Regions from separate parts of the Homo sapiens genome. Here region 1 is linked to region 2. The links are chromatin loops, found by intact Hi-C in ENCODE. Cell type or tissue: PC-9. All regions are shown on one strand.

Region 1 (2,500 bases), 610 kb before region 2:
TGGTACATCTTGAGCTGAATCTCTAAGGCCTTCAGTTTCCTAGATCTGCTTCCCTCGGAAGCACTTAGGAAACAGGGCCTCCCTCCACAGGACAGCCCCCCGGGTCTGCAAAGGGGCATGTGTTTCCTCCTTAGGCACGGATGTGCCTTGTCCTCTCTTCTCCCACACTTAGAGTAACCTGTGAATAATTTGATGGGTGAAATAACCCACTGTCTGGGACACCATTTTTGGTGTGGCTTTATGGGTGCCTATGTACCGTGTATATGTATGTAACATGTAACCCTGCTCAAAAAGGTTAGAACTCACCCAGTCAGCTAGCGACTCCAGAATAATCAGATACATGTTCCCCCAAGGTACCACAAGATGGCAGCACATGCACACAGCATTTCAAGCTCCTGCACACTGAGATGACAGCAATTAATCTGCCCTCTAATAATGCCTCTGCCATCCTGGAAAGCCCTACACTTAAACGGTCATGATGCCTGTTTCTATGATGATGTGTTGCAAACACACGCAGCATTTCTGAGGTAGATGAAGAGATTCAAAGGGTAACAGGAGATTATGTAGTTCAGAATTCTTCACCTTTTTTTAAAAAAAATATTTATTTATTTATTTATTTATTTTTAATAGAGACAGGGTCTCACTATGTTGCCCAGGCTAGTCTTGAATTCCTGGGCTCAAGCGATCCTCCCGCCTCGGCCTCCCAAAGGGCCGGGATCACAGGCGTGAGCCACTGAGTGTGGCCAGAATTCTTCACCTTTTGGTGCAGAGTGTGTATGTCGCACCTGAAGCCAGAAGTCAACGATACTCGATGAAAGGGTTTGTTCAGCGCAGATGACCTACTTGGGTTCATGGCTTGCATGTGTTATAATTGCTGCTGTTTATTTCCTGAAAACTTAGACGATTTGGGGCACATTATCGATGCCTTACAGGCATGGTCGCATTAAACTTTACTGCAGCCATCTGTCATAGTGATTATTATCCTCATTTTACAGATGGGGAAAGAAAGAATTAGACCTTCAGGCACCTTGGTAATGGCACGCACAGCGAGTAGAGGCAGAGAGAACCTGCTTCCCTGACGGCCCACACTCCCCCGGCACACAAGGCTCCCTCTAGGTGGCGCGCGCGTCTCAGCTTCTACTGCGGAAGTCTCGGTTATGTGATTATGTATACGCTCAATCCTACACCAATTGAGAATGGCCCTTAGCTTGGAATTAGTAAGAACAGTAATTAGCAATTTATTGTCAGAAAAAAGTTCATAAGATTATCGGCCGCAGTCTCTTTGCTGCACATCTTTCTCATCTTGACAGGACAGCCACAGGGAATCCAGGTCTTCTCCACCACCCCAGGCTCAGCAGTTCATGCTTACCCACCCAGCTCAGGCACAGATGCGACATTCAGCTTAGCAACATTCAGCTTAGGATCGGGTAAACAGGCAGAGCTTTCTCTCTCTCTTTTTTTTTTTTTTTTGAGGCAGAGTCTCTCTCTTATTGCCCAGGCTGGAGTGTAATGGTGCGATCTCGGCTCACCACAACCTCCATCTCCCGCGTTCAAGCGATTCTCCTGTCTCAGCCTCCCGAGTAGCTGGGATTACAGTTATGCACCACCACACCTGGCTAATTTTGTATTTTTAGTGGAGATGGGGTTTCTCCATGGTCAGGCTGGTCTCGAACTCCAGACCTCAGGTGATCCACCGGCCTCGGCCTCCCAAAGTGCTGGGATTACAAGCATGAGCCACTGCGCCTGGCCTTTTTTTCTTTCTTTCTTTTTAATGTGGAAAATTCCAAATCCTATCAGAGCATATTTGGCATGTGATTTTTTTTTTTTTTTTTTTTTTTTTTGAGACAGGGACTCACTCTGTCGCCCAGGCTGGAGTGCAGTGGCACAATCACGGATCACTGGAGCATCAAACTCCTGGGCTCAAGCGATCCTTCCACCTCAGCCTCCTGATTACCTAAGACTATAGGCAAGCACCACCACAGCCCCTAGTTTTTATTTTTATTTTTTATTTATTTATTTTTTTGTAGAGACAGAGTCTCGCTTTGTTGCCCAGACTGGTCTTGAACTTCTGGCCTCAGGTGACCCTCTGGGCCTCCCAAAGCACTGGGTTTACAAGCATGAGCCACCATGCCAGGCCTAACATCTCTAATTTTTTAAAATTGTTTTTAACATAATGAGACCGAGCTTCACCATGTTGTCTAGACTGTTCTCAAACTCCTGGGCTCAAATGATCCACCCACCTTGGCCTCCCAAAGTGCTAGGGTTACAGGTGTGAGCCACCGTGCCCAGCCAGCATCTCTAATTTTTGACAAGCAGACTTTTGATATGTGATTTACCTAAGTTGTGTAAAGTTATATTCAACGTTATCTGCCTTTTACAAATCAGGAAAACAGGGTATCATTAACTTTCCTAAGTGATATATTCAGGGGGAAAATGAATTTAGCAAAGTGGAGGTCTTTTGTGTCCTTTTACAGATAGTAAAATAGCATCTAGGAGAATG
Region 2 (2,500 bases):
AAAAAAAAAAAAATGGGATGCTGGGCAGACAAAAATCATGTCTACTGCAGCCTTGCCACTGGCCCCTGAGCAGCATCAACCTGGGAGCTGTTAGAAATGAAGGTTTTGGTGCCCCATCCCCAGACCCACTGAGCCAGAATCTGCATTCTAAGAAGGTCCCAGGGGATTGCTGTGCATAATGAAGTCTAAGACATGTTGGCTGACAGAGGGCTTTTAGAAAGACATGTGTGGTTTGTCTGTCTCTCTCATTCTTATTCCACACACACTACGTACATGCTTAAACCGTTGGCTGCCATCATAAAAATGGTCCCAACCAGGAAATGTGCAAAAAGGCAGGACAGGTAAGAGCAGTACTACCCTTAGATTTTGGCAAGAACCCACAATGTAGAGGCCCCTTGCAATGGACTTCTTCTGGCCACATCCGTGCCACTGACTAGGGAGACCATCAGGCAGAGGACAGTGTTCACCTGGAGTCCGCCTCTGCTCTTCTAAACCTCACTTTGGGTACCTGTACCTGGGACTCAGGAATTCCCTGGGCAAATGACCCTGAACATGTTTCCAGGAACTGCACGGGATCTTCTCCAGCCATTTTACTCTGACCACCCAGATTTCAACCTGTCCTTAGGAGTAGGACATAAATGTGTGTACTTTTGGCCTGAAAGGTGGCCGAGGGGGCCTCACTTTCCTTCAAACACAATCCGTGCTCCTTTCACCTCTCCCCCTTTCTCTCACTGCTGTTGCATTACCTGTAAAGCACGCTGGATTTGGTGAAGGAAGGAAAAATGAATGATCCAAGAGAATGAGAACGTGGAAGCAGTTTGTGGAACTGAATGACCCTACCCTAGGTCTTCAATATCATAGCCTACTTCAGTACACATGTTTTTCTTTGTTCTTACAGAAAAATATCGCTTGCCTAGGTTTGTTCATTTAATACCTGCATGACTTTTTACTTTGGCACGGAATCTCCAATTAGTCTGTGTTAGAGAAAACAGCCAGAATAATTTTCTTTACCTACTTTCTATCTGGGACTTGGCTGAGGTGCATGTGCATGAGGCCACTCATGATGTGGGATGCAGCCCGAGGAGAAAAGAAGACGGATGGGCTGCCGGCCAGGGCCTGACTCGATATTAATCTATAATAGGTGTAGCAAATATTTCATGAACGTGGCTGGCTGTGCATGCCTCTTTGCAGTAAAACACTAGAGGTGCTTTATCAATGGTTCCCACTAGATGTCGCTGTCGTCACGTTTGTAAATCCTATAACCCTCCTTATCTTCCACCTTGGTTTAATTTCATTAGATTTAGAACATAAATATGTCAATTTTTAAGTTGGAGAACAGATTTTCCTATATCAATTCTTAGAATCCTTGCTTTATTTTTATGTTGTCACCGACTTCCCGTTACTTTTGTTGTTTCTCTTGCCCATTTTGAGCATACAAAGGTCTCTGTACACAATAGGTGCTTAGTAACATTTGAATTGAGTTGAAAAAGGGGGGTTTCTATGGATTTGAGAAGGATAGTGCCCTTCCATTTTAACTTTCTGGAGCATAATTTATTTATTTATTTTTTGGAGGCAGAGTCTCACTCTGTGGCCCAGGCTGGAGTGCAGTGGTGCCATCTCAACTTACTGCAGCCTTAACCTCTTGGGCTCAAGCAATCCTCCTGCCTTGGCCTCCCAAGTAGCTGGGCTACAGGCATACGCGACCATGCCTGGCTTTTTTTTTTTTTTGTGGAGACAGGGTTTCCCTATGTTGCCTAGGCTGGTCTCGAACTCCTGGGCTCAAGACATCCATCCACCTTGGCCTCCCAAAATGCTGGGATTACAGGCGTGAGCCACCACACTGCTGTTATTTTTAAAAAATGAAGTAAGTGCCTTGATTACAGGGTTTTAAGTAAGATCTTAAGCCAAACTCAGTGTGAATTCACATGGGGAAAAATCACTAGCCTCTAACAGAAAATTAGTATTTCCTTTGATTGTAAATGCAGGCAACAAACACAGTAACAGTAGTACCTGGGACTATGCTGCCAATAGAAATTTCAGACTTTTATATTATATTATTGTAAACAATCTTTTAAAAAAAACTTTTGTTTGAAGTTCAGGGACACATGTGCAGTTTCATTATATAGGTAAACTTGTGCCATGGGGGTTTGTTGTACAGATTATTTTGTCACCCAGGTATTAAGCCCACTATCCAATTGTTATTTTTCCTGATTCTCTCCCTCCTTCCACCCTCCACCCTCCAATATGCCCCAGTGTGTGTTGTTCCCCTCTATGTGTCCATATGTTCTCATCATTTAGCTCCCATTTATAAGTGAGAACATGTGGTATTTGGTTTTCTGTTCCTGCATTAATTTGTTAAGGGTAATGACCTCTACCTTCACCCATGTTCCTGCAAAGGACATGATCTCATTTGCTTTTATGGCTGCATAGTATTCCATGGTGTATATGTACCACGTTTTCTTTATTTTTATTTTGAGACGGAATCTCGCTCTGTCGCCCA

What was found. A loop is a pair of places that touch in the nucleus more often than their neighbours do. Peaks named below come from ENCODE experiments on the same cell type or tissue, not always from the same donor. Only the 100,000 strongest peaks of a DNase experiment are listed, where the experiment ranks them.
Region 1: it touches region 2 in a loop (6-fold over the local background); 4 of 110 quality-filtered maps call a loop at or near these places.

Annotation. Positions count from the first base shown.
Region 1 is chr20:5,528,712-5,531,211 of GRCh38, forward strand. No RefSeq gene overlaps it. Among named protein-coding and RNA genes, the nearest start is that of LINC01729, 20 kb to the left of the region's middle. RefSeq lists enhancers at 149-690, 1,330-1,399. In PC-9, CTCF peaks have their summits at 345 (motif pointing right) and 1,132 (motif pointing right); DNase peaks (open chromatin) are centred at 440 and 1,110.
Region 2 is chr20:6,141,365-6,143,864 of GRCh38, forward strand. No RefSeq gene overlaps it. Among named protein-coding and RNA genes, the nearest start is that of FERMT1, 20 kb to the left of the region's middle. In PC-9, CTCF peaks have their summits at 15, 1,267 (motif pointing right) and 1,470; no DNase peak of the experiment used is centred here.